2 separate regions of the Homo sapiens genome follow, and region 1 is linked to region 2. Evidence: chromatin loops called from intact Hi-C (ENCODE). Cell type or tissue: dorsolateral prefrontal cortex. All regions are shown on one strand. Each heading gives the region's core, and the rest is flanking DNA. Links, peaks and the distances in the headings are about the cores only. Region 1 has its middle 690 kb from the start of DIPK2A. Region 2 has its middle 800 kb from the start of DIPK2A.

Evidence for each region. Hi-C counts contacts between places; a loop is a spot of excess contacts. Peaks named below come from ENCODE experiments on the same cell type or tissue, not always from the same donor. Only the 100,000 strongest peaks of a DNase experiment are listed, where the experiment ranks them.
Region 1: a loop joins it to region 2, with 5 times the contacts of the local background. A loop is called at or near these places in 4 of 110 quality-filtered maps.

The regions. Positions count from the first base shown.
Region 1 is chr3:144,659,321-144,667,667 of GRCh38, forward strand. No RefSeq gene overlaps it. Among named protein-coding and RNA genes, the nearest start is that of DIPK2A, 690 kb to the left of the region's middle. In dorsolateral prefrontal cortex, for the core only: a CTCF peak has its summit at 4,403; no DNase peak of the experiment used is centred there; H3K27ac peaks cover 5,673 bases.
Region 2 is chr3:144,766,582-144,774,928 of GRCh38, forward strand. No RefSeq gene overlaps it. Among named protein-coding and RNA genes, the nearest start is that of DIPK2A, 800 kb to the left of the region's middle. In dorsolateral prefrontal cortex, for the core only: a CTCF peak has its summit at 4,429 (motif pointing left); no DNase peak of the experiment used is centred there; H3K4me3 peaks cover 327 bases; H3K27ac peaks cover 3,917 bases.

The DNA.
Region 1 (8,347 bases), core at 289-8,288, 110 kb before region 2:
ATCTTCCACCTACAGCTCCTTTGACTGAGACAAAAGCATCTTTCCTGTAGCTGGCCACTTACACATTTTGTAATTTCTAGGATTCTATAAATAGCTCCACTTCTCTCTGCTGATGACTCTTCAACTCTTCAGGTGGCTCTTTTGGAACTAAGGTGACTCCACAGTGGTTCTTTCTCACGCTTGGCCCACATCTGTTCCACAAGGAGCACTCATCCCCAAATCTCTTACAGCAGGGACCAGTCCACTCTTTCCCTCAATTACACTGGCACATATCAGGTTTTTTCCACGGCACCCCTTTATATGCTTATTGTGAGGAGCAGGCATTCCTCTTTTATACCAACCACTCCTTCAAAACCTCTTTTCACAAATACTCATATCTGCTCTTTTGAAATATTTACTAATGCCGTGTAAGTAAAATTTAAATAGTTGTCTAACTAATTCTTGTCCACCTATTTCCTTCTAGCCCTGTAGGGCCGCCTGTCATTTGTGCATCTGATATCATTTTTGCAAAGTCTTTGTTAGAACTTTCATTTTACCATCATATTCCACTTGTTAGCAACAGATGAGTAAATACAACTTCATTTCCTGGGTGTAAAGTGAAAGTTAAAAGTATAGGTTTAAGATCAAAGTTCTGGAGGTTAGGGCAGAGTAAGTAGAGGTTCCCATACACTTTCCTAGTTGTCTCTTAGAGGAAGAGGAAAGGCAAATTAGAAGATTTGAATCTTCTGTGAATTCAATTGTGAATTCTGTGAATCTCAATTTGAGGCTTATGTTTGGAAATTTTCAATAGCAGATGGATTCTGCAGGTGTCCCACACTCAAATCAGAGAGCTAAAATCAGAAAAGCTCCTGAATTTAAAGAATAGTAAGTCATCACTAGAGGCCAGAGGAAAGCAGGAAAGTGCTGGTCTTGTTGGCTTTACCACACCCTGGACCTATCCCTGCTACCATCTCCTCAGTATCACTACCTCTTAGGCTCAGCTGACTCCTTCACTCTGGTCATGCAGTCACCCTCAAAGGAGAAAAGGGAATAGGAAATGGAAGAATGCATATCTACTTCCTTTTTTAAAAAAATGAGTTATTTTAGTTTTAAAGAAGAGTTCCAGAAATACTGCAGGGAGTTCCCATATACCGTTAACCAGCTTCTCCTTTGGCAATGTCTTCTATAACTCCAGAATGCTTATCAAAACTGTGAAGCTGACTTTGGTGCAATATATTAACTAAAGTAAAGAGCTTATTTTGATTTTATCAGTGTTGGCACTAATGTCTTTTATCTTTTCCAAAATCCAATTTAGAATCATACATTACATTTAGTTGTCATGTCTCCTTAGCTTCCTCCAATCTGAAGCAGTTTCATATTCTGTCCACATTGTTACAGACCTTGATATCATTGATGATTATTGGTCAATTATTTTGTAGAATGTCTCTCAATTTGGGTGTGCCTCATATTTTCTCCTACTCAGATTGAGGTGATGAATTATTGGGAACGATGCAAAAAAGGTCATGTGCATCAGATCTGGAGTCATCTAAAATAACTATCCATTACTGTTGGTCCTGATCACTTGGACACCGCAATGTCTTAATCCATTTGTGTTGCTGTATCAAAAATGTGTGAAACTAGATAATTTATAAACCACAAACATGTATTTCTCATGGTTCTGGAGGCTGGGCAGTTTAACAACAAGACACCAGCAGGTTCAATGTCTGGTGAAGGCTATTATTCTCTGCTTCCAAAATGGAGCATTCTTGCTGCATCCTCCAGAGGAGACAAATGCTGTGTCTTCACATGGTGGAAGGGACAGGACAAAAAAGACCTAGCTAATTTCCTCATGACTTAATCACCTCCTAAAGACCCACCTCTTATTACTATCATACTATCACATTGGGGTTTAACTTTCAACTTGAAGTTTGGAGAGGAGACAAGCATTCACACTGTAGCAGGTGGGATATGTCAGGATTCTTTACAGTAATTTTTCTTTTCAGTCTTTGTAATTACTAAATGTTTTGGAGGAGATACTTTGAAACTAAATAAATATCTTGGTTTGGCTTAAGCTTTCTCCCTGTAATTTCTGAATTCATTAGTAGAATCTTGCCTTTAGCAATTTATTATTGTCATGTTCTAATCGTGATATTTCCATTTCTTTCATACTGAGTTCTGTGTGAATATATATTGTCATTTCTTGTAGGTAGAAAGCCAGGAGTGGGAATCTAGGTCATAAGGCAAATGCATGTAAACCGTTTAAGAAATTGCTGGAAAATGTTCCAAAGTGGCTACCATTTTTGCACTCCCACCACAAATTATTGGAGAGCTCCAATTGCTCTGCATCCTCACAGCGCATATTACCATTTTTAAAACATTTTAGTAGGTGGTTAGTAGTATCTCATTGTGATTTACTCTACATTTCCCAAATGACTAAAAATATTGAGCACATTTCCATGGTTTTTTTGTTTTTTGGGTTTTTTTATTGTTTGTTTTGTCATCCATACATCTTAATATCTTTGCTGAGTATCTGTTGAGGCCTTTAGCCTAATTTTTCACATTGGATTCTCCATTTCATTTTTGTTTCTTTTTTGAGTCTTCATTTTTTAATTGTTGACTTTTGTGAGTTTCTTATAATTTCTAGATATAATTCCTTTATGAGGATATGACATACAAATTTTAATTCCCTGTTTATAGAGAGTTCTTTTTGCTTTTGCTGATCAATATATTTCACAGGGCAAAATGTTTTAATTTTTGATTACTTCTAGTTTTCCAGTGTTTTAATGGATTGTACTCTTAGTGTTGTATTTAAAAAAATGGTTTGCCTAAGCCAGTGTCATGCAGGTTTTTTTTCTAGAACATTTATGTTTTATATTTAGGTCTATGTAATTTGAGCTAATTTTTGTATAATGTGTGATGTGTCCAGATTGATTTTTTTGCATACAGATGTATAGATGTTTATATGTCCCAACAACGTTTGTTGAAATACCATTCTTTCTTTCAATTTCTTTTGCATATTCATTAAAGATTATTTGACTATTGCTGTGTGTGTGTGTGTTTCTGGATTCTGTATTGTAATTCATTGATCTATGTGTAAATCATGAAATCAGGTAGTGGACTTCAACAGCTTTGTTCTTATTTTTCAAAATTACATTGATTATTTTAGTTGCTTTTGCTTTTCCACAATAATTTTAGAATCTTCTTGTTAATACAGATAGAACACTACCATGATTTTGATTGAGACTGTGTTGAATCTGTAGATCAAACTGGATAGAATTTACCCCTTGAAAATAGCTTCAAGTCCATAAACAGAGTATCTTTCTTTATTAATGTAGCTTTTCTTTAATTTCCTCCTCAGTATTGTCACTATTATCATACAATTCTATAGATAATTTGTTGGAGTTATATCTTTTTCCTTTCTGTTCTTTTATTCCTTCTCTTTGTATTAGTTTTCTAGGGCCACCCTAACAAAAACTAGGTGGCTCAAACAATATAAATTAATTTTCTCTCAGTTCTGGAGACTAGAAGTCCAAGATCAAAGCGTCAGCAGGTTTCTCCCGAGGCCTCTCTCCTTGGCTTGTAGGTGGCTGCCTTCTTGCTGTGCCTTCACATGGTCATTCCTCTGTATAAACTCACACTTGATGCCTCCCTGTGTGTCCAAACTTCCTCTTCTGACAAGGAGACCAGTCAAACTGGATTAGGGCACATGTTAATGACCTCATTTTAACTTAATCTCCTTTTTAATCATTCTAAATGCAGCCACATTTTACTACCGGGGGTGAATTTGGATCAATTCAACTACAACACTTTCCTTTCTTCCTTTCTTCATTCCTGCCTCCCTCCTCTTACAAATACTATTGTAAATGGTTTAATAATAAATTTAAATTTTCCTTGCTAATGTCTAGAAATACCATTGATTTTTATGATGCTTTGTATACTAAATAGTATTGCTTTTTGTCCTTTTTTTTCTATAAGAGCTATAAACTTACTAATCAATTATTTGAAATTTCCTGTCAGAGCTGTGTTATATCTGAGACTAATTCTTAGGATCATGTTGTCTCTTCAGATTCTGTTTCTTCTTGCCTTTTTATGCCTTATAATTTTTTTTTAGGCAGCCATTGTATGTGGGACAAGTAAAATGTAGAAAGTTTTCGTGTCTGGGTATGTGTATTCTTTTTCTTCCACCAGACTTTTACAGTGGAGATTTATTTAATATATTTAACAGTTGGACTAGGTTTGATATTTGTTGTTGCTATGGTTACACTCACTGCACATTAGATTTCAAATTTCTGTAGCAATATCTAGTCGGTAGGGTGGAGGATGGTTTGCCAGAGCAACATCTGTTTGATTCTGAGATTTAGAGCTTCCATTTGTGTTATGCCTCAAAGAGAGTATAGACGTGTTTTTGTTTTTCTCTTGCAACTCTTTTTAACAGTAATCTATTGTCACTTGTTATTTGTCACTTGTTGGCTTATAGTAAGTGGTGTGATCACTGTTTTTCTGACTACGTTTCAGTCTTAGGCATGCATTGTATCCCTGAGTCTATGAGGCTTGTGGTTCTTGGTTCTTTCGGTCTTCACTCAACTACAGTTGGAGGTTCAGCACATAATGTTGCCCCTCAGCAGGAATAGGATGTTTTCTCCTCCTATTCCCTTTCCAAATGTAGTGAATTTTTGCCAGTGCTCTAAGGACAGCAATTGCTCTTGCCCTTCCCAAAGATAAAGACTCATGTTCTGTAGTGTAGAAAGGCAATAGTATGGGTTGACTTGTGCTCCCCAAAAAAACATGGATTGGAGTCCTAAATTCCATTACCTCAGAAAATAACCTTATTTGGAGACAGAATTTTTATGAAGTAGTAAAAATGCAAATAAGCAAACATTAAAATAAGGTCATTGGGGTGGGTCATAATTCAATATGACTAATGTGCTCTTGAAAGGGAAAAGCATTAGACACAGAGACAGACATGCACAAAGGGAGAATGCCATGTGAACATGAAGGCGGAGATTGGGGTTATTTGTCTACAAGCCAGTGAATGCCAGCAACCACCAGAGAGACAGAAATAAAAATGATTTTTCCTCAAAGTCAACAGAAGAATTCAACCCGAATGACACTTTGATCTTGGACTTCTAACCTCCAGAACTATGATACAATACATTTCTGTTATTTTGGTTACCTACATTGGGTGGTAGTTTTCTATGGCAGCCCTAGCAATTTATTACACAACATACCACCTTTGGTAAATGTTTTGTCCTCCAACATGGTTTTTCTTCTCTTCCCTTAAGGGTACCTCTTTTCTTGGGTCTGTTTCCATTTTTTTTTTCTGTGAGTACCTGATGTAGTTTGTGAGGGAATGTATTAGTTTATTCTCACACTGCTAGTAAAGACATACCAGAGGCTGGGTAATTTATAAAAGAAGGAGGTTTAATTGATTCACAGTTCCATGTAGCTGGGGAGGCCTCACAATCATGGTGGAAGGTGAATGAGGAGCAAAGTCACATCTCACATGGCAGCAAGCAAGAAAGCTTACTACCTCCCATTAGATCCCTCCAACGACACATGGGAATCATGAGAGCTACAATTCAAAATGAGATTTGGGTGGGAACACAGCTAAACCATATCATTCCACCCCTGGTCCCTCCTAAACCTCATGTTCTCACATTTCAAAACCAATCATGCCTTCCCAACACTCCCCCAAACTCTTACCTCATTTCAAAATTAACTCAAAAGTCCACAGTCCAAAGTTTCATCTGAGACAAGGCAAGTGCCTTCTGCTTAAGAACCTGTAAAATCAATTGCAAGTTAGTTATTTCCTATACACAATGCAGGTACAGGCATTGTGAAAATATGACCATTCTGAATGGGAGAAATTGGTCAAAACAAAGGTGCCACAGGCCCCATGCAAATCTGAAATCCAATGCAGCAGTCAAATCTTAGAGCTCCAAAATGATCTCCTTTGACTCCATGTCTAACATCCAGGTCACGCTGATGCAAGAGGTGTGTTCCCATGGTCTTGGACAGCTCTGCCGCTGTGGCTTTCCAGGGTACAGCCTCTCTCCTGGCTGCTTTCATGGGCTGGTGTTGAATGTATATGGCTTTTCCGAGTACACGGAGCAAGCTGTCAGTGGATCTACGATTCTGGGATCTGGAAGACAGTGGCCCTCTTCTCACAGCTCCACTAGGCAAGTGCTCCAGTGAGAACTCTGTAGGGGCCTCACACCCCACACTTTGCTTCTGCACTATCCAAGCAGAGGTTCTCCATGAGGGATCTGCCCCTGCAGCACACTTCTCTCTGGACATCCAGGAGTTTCCATACATCCTTTGAAATCTAGGCAGAGGTTTCTGAACCTCAATTCTTGACTTTTCTGTACCCAGATGCTCAACACCACATTTAAGCTGCCAAGGCTTGGGGATTACACACTCTGAAGCAGCACTGTGAGCTTGACTTTGGCCCCTTTTAGCCATAGCTGGATCTGAAGCAACTGGGACACAGGGCACCATGTCCTGAGGCTGCATAGAGCAGGGGTCCCTGGGCCTGGCCCAGGAAGCCATTTTTTCCTCCTAGGCCTCCAGGCCTGTGATGGGAGGGGCTGCCACAAAAGTCTTTGACATGCACTGGAGACATTTTTCCTATTGTCTTGTTGATTAATATTTGACTCCTCGTTACTTATGCAAATTTCTGCAGCTGCTTCAATTTCTCCCCAGAAAATGGGTTTTTCTTTTCTACCACATGGTCAGGCTGCAAATTTTCCAAACTTTTAAAGAAATTATTTCCCCCAGATACCCTAAATTATCTCTCTCAAATTCAAAGTTCTACACATCTCTAGGGCAGGGGCAAATGCTGCCAGCCTCTTTGCATAGCAAGAGTCACCTTTACTCTAATTCCCAACAAGTTCCTCATCTCCATCTGAGACCATCAGAGCCTAGACTTTAATGTCCATATCACTATCAGCATTCTGGTCAAAGCCATTCAACAAGTCTCTAGGAAGATCCAAACTTTCTCACATTTTCCTGTCTTCTTCTGGGTCCTCCAAACTGTTCCAACCTCTGCCTGTTACCTAGTTCCAAAGTTGCTTCTACATTTTCGGGTATCTTTACAGCAGCACCCCACTCTACTGGTGCAAATTTACTGTATTAGTCTGTTCTCATGCAGCTAATAAAGACATACCCAAGAGTGGGTAATTTATAAAGGAAAGAGGTTTAATTGACTAACAGTACCACATGACTGGGGAGGCCTCACAACCATGGCGGAAGGCAAAAGAGGAGCAATGTCACCTCTTACATGGCAGCAGGCAAGAGAGCTTGTGCAGGGTAATTACCATTTATAAAACCATCAGCTCTCATCAGAATTATTTACTACCACTAGAACAACACAGGAAAAATCCCACCCACATGATTAAATTACCTCTCACCGGGTCCTTCCACAACACATGGGAATCACATGAGCTGCTATTCAAGGTGAAACTTGGGTGGGAACACAGCCTAACCATAACAAGTAAGAACCTAAAGAAAGGTCTTGACTCCCCAGTTTCTTGATCTTCTAGGGATTTCACATTGTTCAACAGTCTGCACTCAGTCTTTACCAATTTGCCAATTATTCTAGCTGAACTCTTCTTACGAGTATCCAATTCCATCAACCTAAGTTTGGTGTTGTGTCCTTGTGCATCCTCCCCCTGCATGCATTGCCTCTCCTGATGGGTGCCAGTTGGTTGCACTGTGAACTCAACTCAGCTCTTTGATGGGATCCAAACAAGTCATTAATTTGAATGACTTAGTTTAGCTCTTATTCATTGTTAAGGTGGAGTTAGTAGTAAAAAAAAAAAGTGGTCTTCTAGCTCTGTATATCTCAGGGCAGAATCTAGAAGCCCTGTTTCCTGTTTAGGGGTGCATAAAACGCTTTTAGAAGATTATGAAGGGTTATTTTTGTTGCCTATTTTTTGTTAGTTTTATATTGTCTTACCTCATCCTGTGATATAAAAGTTCTTTTGCTCAATGTGAAACAATTTTTAAACCTTAATTCAAAGTTTAGAAAATTCAAATCATCAGTATTTATTTTTTCCATCTCTGTTTCTTGTATCCTACATCTATTTCTTTTTATTATTCACTTGCTTTTGTTATGTTTGCTTTGCTACAATATACCCTCAAATGTTTTTGTTTTACCTGAAAGGGAGTGAATTTTTAAGTTATTTTACTTCTAAGACAGTATATTTCGCTTTTAAGATTAATTGATGCTTTGCCTAGATAAATAATTTTACATGAAAGCAATCTCTCAGAGCTTTATAAACACCACTATCAGTACAATAACTACTTGAAGACAAAGTTGAACATTATTCTTTTCTCTTTGTTTTAAATATCTTCTGGCTTCTGGTGG
Region 2 (8,347 bases), core at 59-8,058:
AGACTAAGTCTGAGCAGATGAATATTAGAATGACAACCTATTGTTAGCTTCCTAGAACAGTGAAAACCATCACTGTTGTTTCCAAAGACATGTTAAACACAACAAAAATTTTTTACATAGGAAGTTTGGGAAGGGAAAGGAGAGGGATTGTGAGAGAGAGAGTGTCTGTGTGTGTGTGTGTGTGTGTGTGTGTGTGTGTGTGGAATAGACAACAGTTAACTATCATCCAAAATAGAACTCAAGGCAAAAACCAAATTGCTACAATGAGGGATATTTCATATCAACTTTCTACACTGAAGACACTTAATTATAAGGTCATTTGTAGTAAATTATCTTTTAAGAAAAATGAGATTAGATCATTAATTGAACATATTTTAAAAAATAAATTTCAAACTGAATAAATCCTAAACATTTAAAAAATCATTAAGACTACAGAACTGGGAGTAGGCCTCAGGACTTTTAGAGCCTTCTTAAATATGAAATACCAATGCAAAATGAAAAAATATTATTTTCATTGCATCATTTTTGAAAATGATAGGATAAAATACTCCATAAATATCAAAGGACATAGAAGTATGTGAGAAGATAGTTGTAATACTTACAAGAAAAAATTAATATCTGAATGTATAAAATACTGCTGTTGATTTATAAGAAATAAAAAAATATAGAAAAACTGGCAATGTAAACAAAGGTGTAAAACTTAAGACTATATAAAAAGAATATACAATATGTAAAGATTCTTGAATTTACTAGTAATCAGGAAAACAAAAATTTAAAAAACAATATGTCAGGTGATAACATTAGAAAATGTTAAAAAGATGCATCAGATCAAATGTGGGTTAGGTGGAAGGTAAATATATTTTCATATACTGTCAAGTGGGATTATAAATAAGTAAAGATTTCAAATGATAATCTGGCATGTGAACATATAATTTAATCAATCATTCATCAAAATAATGGGAATATCTATTATACAGGAATGGTATGCCAAGTATGGCATAGCCACACTGTGGAGTACTAAGCAGGTATAAAAAGAAAAATGATAGATCTTTGTGTACTGATATGAAGAGCTCTAAGATGTTAAATAAAAAACAATCAAAGGTGGATTGACATCTACAGTGTGACATCATCAGTGAAAAACACAGTAACACACATAAACGTATTTTCTATGGGTACTATGTAGACATGTAAAACATTTTTTTTAAATCTGGGTTGATACACAGAAAAAATACATTAATGTTTGTATTAATATCTATAGAAGAGACTAAATTGGAATAAAGTAGTTATTAAAAAGAAAATTTACTATTTCCATATTGGTTAAATACTTCAATATTAGGGTACATTAGTAAACTATCTTATATAATTAAAAATTAAAGCAAAATGGGCAAGATTAAAAAAGGCAAAAAAATAAGTAAAATTTAGGGGGTTGAGTCATCAGTGAGGTTTGAGTCGCTCTAACTCTAAGGAGAAACAATGTCCCTAATCCTTGCAGTTAAGAGTAAAAGGCATTGACATTATAGAAAATTTAACTATGTTTAGACTTGAGAAAGAAAGGGTTGTATACAGCTAGGCAAAGAAGAAATTTGCTGTTAGCACTTTTACATACAATTCTAAGTACACATATATTTTCAAGACATTGTGTCCTCACTTTTGTTACTCTTGACATCAGTTACTGTTATTATAGTCTTATAGGTGGTATTGAGTAAAAGAGGTGTTTCGACATTCAGAATTTCAGATGCAGAATAGATGCATAAGAAAACTCTAACATGGCCTCAATATGGAGCATTGTGATTTAGAAGTAAAATTTCCAATATGAAGGTCAGTGTTTTTTTTTTCATTGATACACGAAACTATGAACAACCATGCTTATACAAGCCATTTTGTTTGGATGTAGAATAATTGTTTTATCTTTGAGAGCAGAGACTTATTTTGAACAAAGTGTTTTCCAAAAGATTGAATATGACATACAAAACCTATCTTACACCTCTCAAAAAATGCTAAAACTAAATGGGAGGGTGCACATGAAAATGCATCCTAATATTAACTATTTGAGCATTCAATGATTTATTTGTTCAACAAATATTTGCAAAGTACCATGCACTGGATTATAGGTTCATGATACTGATTATAGGTTCATGTGCTATGGGTGAAAAGGGATGATTTAAGTAACAACCTTTGTCCTTTTGATATTTGCAACTTAATTACTTAATAAAATATGTTCTCAGGTAGACTGTAATATGATACCATGTACAACAGAAATATGATAGAAATATTTGTCTGGCTTGGTGGTGTCTTTCTTTGAGGAGGTATTTATAAGCAAAGTTTTGAAGAATGAATAGGATGCAGAGAAAAATATCAGAAGTAGAGACTCCCAATCACAAATGCTCCCCTATTTTTATACATATTGGTTTCCTACTCTTTTCTAATTTCATAGTTTTGATCATATTGTTTTCTGTCCTTGAAATGATTATCCCTTCACCTCGATGTCAACTCCTGTCTGGCAGTACTATCCAGCCACTCAGAGCCAAGTCACATGGAAATTCTTTATTATGACATCTCAGAATCGTGATCTTCCCTAACCCCATCCCATTCCTTCTTTAAACAGTTTGTACTTGATATATAACCTGCACCCGTGTCACATTCTTTTTGGCTGAACATCTCTTTAAAAGCAAGGATTATGCTTAGTTATTCCTTAGTGACATAAACAAATCCTTGCCCAGTTCTTTGCACAAGTTTGGGACTAAAAATATTTGCTGGATTAATTTTTCCTAACTTAAAGACTTATACTTTGAACATGATTAGACCCAGTATGAGACATTCATGTGTAGTGATACAAGGTACAAGTGTGTTTTGTGGGGGTGTCAAGTAAGATGGGCTCACTGTGTATGTATATAGACATAGGTTTTAGCAAGTGCATAAAGAAGGGATGTTATGCCAATTAGAAATAAAAAGTAAGATGTTGAGGGCTCTCTTATCTAAAATAGTCAGTGTTCTTTGTGTACTTTACTAAGGGTTGGGAAAGACAAGATACAGGATAGTGAAAATGCCTGTTAATGGAACATTACTTTCATTCCACAGTGTCATGGTAGTCATGGCGTGTTTTAAAAGCCATCAGTTTTCCTATTGCCATCCCCATTTAATACAGTTTAATCAGGAACTGGACTGAGTAGCTCATACTAGTCTGACTATTTTTATTCTGTAAATTATGTAAAGTCTTTGGTTTAATAATCATTGAATACTCATTTGCCCTACTTTGGGGTAAAATATTTTTAAGGAACTTCTATTCTTCAGAGTTAAGTGACAATTTATTCAGGTTTCTCAAATATATAGTTAATGTTTTATTATTTTATTTCTAATTTTGGAAAGGTAACCACTCAATAAAATTTTGTATTACCTCGAGGTAAAATTATTCAATGTAATCATTCCCTGAGTAGAAAATACCATCAGGACAAAATACACTTCTATTAAAATGTGAGTGGTATAATCAAAGACATAAAATCATTCATTAATGCAAGGGCTACATCTTATCAAAATTTTAAAAATTCCCAAACAAAAATTTCCATGAAGCACATAAAGTATCTGAAATATACAAGGGCTATATTAGGAACAAAAGCATGGACTTTATTCTCACTCACTAAAGAACTATCTAGATAATTTGTTCTTCATAAACCTTTTAAACACCAAGAAAAAACACTCATGGCATTTTCTCTTCAAAGGAGTCTTAGGAAAGTAGGCTCTGAATCAATTTCTTTTTGAAAGTTGAGCTAAATAAATTCTATTCTAAACTTCAGCTGTGCTGTGGGTGAAAAGGAAAAGCTGTTATCTGAAATGAGGTCAAGTTCATAGCTGGCCCATAGGCAACTGTTCTCAAGTATTTGAGAATTTTATTCCTGCACCTGCAATATGATAGTGCCAGAATTGCTAACTCGCCTGCCCAGCTGTCCTGTCTATCAGATGCCTAGAGTCTGCTTGTTATTATAGCACATCTAAAAGGTAGCCCAAGACAATGAAGAGAAGGCATTACCTATTTGATCTTGATTCACATCATTGTTTGCCCACTGGTGCAATGTACTATATTTAGATAGCTATGGTATGTAAAAGGATGGATCTGGATCATATAATGCAGCATAACTTATGATCAAATGGCTTGGTAATGCAATCCACATTAATCAGCACTTAGCAGTACTTAAGAAGGGTATATACTGTCTTTGACAATTTTTTGTGGTTTCTGATAAATAAATTTAGGAGACACTAAATGACTAAATCATTCATCTTGTGAAAACCAAATATGTTTCATTATTCAAATTATGATTAAAGAATTATAGAAATATCAGAGTCGTAGCAGTATCTGAATATGTCTGCATCATGAACATTCATAGGGTCTACTTGTCCAGGATGAATGACCAGTGTATGTTAGTGACCCCTGCTGTCCTAAAAGGGACATGATATTCTATGAGAAAAAGTCTCCTTTGGGTACTTGTGATGAAAATTCATTAGTCAATCTGTGGCTGAATTAATCATTCACCCTCTAAGACCTACCACTTATCTAATTGTTTCTAAGCTGACCTCTGTGCCTAGTCCTAGACCTTGAGGTTATTTAGATCTCAATGTACTTGAACCTTCTTTTGCATCTGACTTTATTGTCCTCTCCTTATCAAAACTGCCTTCTTTTGGTGTCAGAGACATAGCATCATCCTGGTTGATTTCCTACTTTATTGACTGCCCTGTTCTTTCTCCTCCACTATTTTTTCCCTCTTTCTCCAAGAAGTGGGGGGCATGCAAGAAGGGAGTACATTCTTCAAGGTTCTGTAATATCCTTCCTCTTTCATTTTTACTTCTTTCCTGATGGTGTCTCTTATAAAATTGTTTAAAAAGTCCAAACCCTTCCATCCTTCATGCCCATGTGTGTCAAATGGTGGTTTCCTTGTATTGTTTTCTCCAGAAATTGCAAAGAATGCTATTTTGATGCGTAATTACTCACACATCTGAATTTAGTTAAGTGGAGATTGTTCAGCACTATTTTTGTCTCTTTTTTTTCTCATCCTTAATGACTCCAATATATGAGATACTGGAATTTAAGAAGCTTCATTTTTCTCGGATACATGTTCCAAAAAATGTGTTTCCTGTGACCTAAGAAATGCCCTCTCTGTTTCTTCTGAGCTCAGCTTTCACTGTTCATTTTGGCTACATTCTCTCTGTGTCTGTACTTCACTGAGCCACACTGCAGGGGTGGTGATGACAGGGGAGCAGAGAAGAGAAAGAGAAAAATGCTGTTGTAATAAGAGTGAAGTTAGTGGTATAAAGTGAGAGTACAAATCTGCACCTTGTGATAGCAAAACTATTTCCTGTTTCTACACTGAATAAAAACATTTTTTTTCACTGTATATAATTCTAGCTTTCAGAAAAAGAGGCTGCCCAGTTTGAACACTGCTTGAAAACTTATTTTTCCCTGTGCATAAATTTCTGGGCCTCTAACGCTTCCTGTGCAGCATTTTTAAGCATATTCTCTTCATTCCCCACTTAGAAGTGAAGGTTTTGCTGTTAGCCAGTTTATTTCCTACACATTTAGGACATATGGACACAAAATAAGTTCACAATAACTGTGCATAGAATGAATGACCAACAATAAATAAATCAATAATTATTCCCCTTCTGGCTAATACTAAGTAAGCCCCAAATTTTGCTAATTTCACGTATTCATGGAACTGTGTATGGACTTTGTACACTCTGTTGAAATTAGTACAAGTAGAAAGAAATGTTGTGGTTTGTTTTATTCATTAGAGAGAAATAAGAAACATAATGCGAATGGAGCTTGTTAAACAGAAATTGCCAGAGCAGCAGTTAATGGCCTACTTTGCCTCCCATGGAATGTCATATCACTGTATTATTTTACTTTGGGTTTACGAAAAACAGTCATGTAAATAGTTCAGAGTGGTAGAATGAATGATTATTTAGTCAGTCTATCTTGGACAAAAGATTCCAAGAATAGTCTTTTGATAATTGCATGCACACATGCATGTACATGCACGCACACAGACACACAATACCTTCCCAAGATTTCTGCTAAAAATAGATGAGCAAAGAGCTTTTGTATAAAGCACAGTGGATTTATTTATTTCCAAATCTCTCTCTTCAGTGTCAACATGCTTCATCAATCCTGCTAAGTCTTTTTCTCTAGAGAAGACCTGTCAATATATACCTTAATGAATTGATATCATGTCAATAATTAGGCTTCTGGGACTTCTTTTTTCATCTGAAAGAATATGAAGATATTTTGTAGCTGACTTGAATGGTCAGATTTCTCCCCATTCATCAACTATCTCACAAAACATTTATTTTTATTAAATTTCAGATGATCAAATAAAATTTTAAATATACCCTGATTTATATAACTACTGAAATATCTAAGACTTTAATCTTATTTCAAGAGAGGCTTGATTTAAAATGGCCTTAGAGTGTTAGTTTAATTAACATTCATGAATTTGGAAAGTTTGGAAACAATATATTCCTTAAGGCAATTCAGCACTAAAATCACAAGTTATTACTTGAGCAGGAGAAAACATATTCAAAGAATCTTTAATTACGTTTGAAGAACAACACGGTCTCCTGTCAGACCGTGGGCAGTCTTTCATGCTCTGAACAGGGGACAATGATTCTCCCACTCTTCTCCATACTCAGTGTTTTGGTGTTCTTCCTTGCAGTTGGAACTATCTTCTTTATACAAATATATATCACATTGGAATTGATGGTGGTAATCTTTTTTTGGAAAAGATGCCAGCAGAGATTAACTTCTGAAGTCCACATAGTCAAAGTCAGGTAGTCTCTGTAACTCACTGGAAAAAAAGAATAGAACCAGGATATTCATCATAAGTGACAATAATTTACAATATTTCTGACGGTGTCAAAACATTCAGAGATTGACTGGAATCATGGTTTAATGTTGTAGGCAAGCGGTGGTGCCAAGTTGCTTAATTCTCACTTATCTATCATTATAACGCCACTGTGGAAATATGTGCTGTGTTACAGCCCATAACATTATGTTTAAAACCGACATTGATCTACTTATATTCTGTCAAAAATGTGCAGAGCATGAATAAAGAAAAAAAAAATTGTAAATAAGCAACCACTTATTTACTTAAAGGGCACCACTTCTTTAAATAAATAAGAAGATATTTCTGGTTCCTAATATTCTGATTCATTAAATTGTTAAGTACCTGAATCTTAGATTTTTCACTGTTTAAATATATTAATATGATGAGAAGACATCTCATTCTTTTTTCCCCAAGCATTCCAAGTTGACTTTGATGAAATTAGCAATTTTCAGTAAAAAGACTTTAGGAACCAATTACTTGAGTCTGTTTTTTTAGCATGTTGGTATTCAGAAAAGTAAAATTTGTTACACTTTTGTTTGATAAATGGCAGGTAAGTGCTTGTTTCTCCAATGAGTTATTAATTGTAAAGTCCATAATAGCTATTAATTTAGAAGCACAAAACACTTAAGAAACAATTCAGATAAATAAAACAATTTTATTTTTTTTTTTTGAGACAGAGTTTGGCTCTTCTTGCCTAGGCTGGAGTGCAATGGCGCAATCTAGGCTCACTGCAACCTCCGCCTCTTGCGTTCAAGCAATTCTCCTGCCTCAGCCTCCCGAGTAGCTGTGATTACAGGTGCCTGCCACCATGCCTGGCTAATTTTCTGTATTTTTAGTAGAGATGGGGTTTCACCACGTTGGCCAGGCTGGTCTCGAACTCCTGACCTCAAGTGATCCGCTCATCTCAGCCTCCCAAAGTGCTGGGATTATAGGTGTGAGCCACCGCGCCCAGCCGATAAATAAAATAATTTTAAAAGTACATCTATAAAAACTAGAATTATGAATTTCTAAAAAGATAATTTTTTTGATCTCCTGAGACAAAATGACTAGCAAAGCTGCTGACTTTGAATAGAGTGCTTTGAGGCAGCAAGTCTTGAAGGCCATTGAAAAAGCTGTGGCCCAGGCACTGCCTTAAAAGCCTTTAGAGTATGCTAACCTGATAGAATTACAGGTGTCTGCAACCTCCACGGATGCTGGTTGGAGACTATAGTAACAAAAAATTGCCACTTGGGTGTGCCAGCCTCTGAGTTTTGACGATACAGTTGCCTGAGGCAGCTACCAGATATATCTCTTTTAAATGGCGACTCCTTGATTATTTGGGCACTGGTAGAGACGATCTGATGGCTGGAGCACCACCTGTACTTCTAATCACAACCCCATCAATAAAATTGGATAGGCTCAACAGAGCTCAATTATTAAATGGAAATGGTACATTCACAATGGGGCCTGACTGGGACCCCCAAGAGACCAGTAGG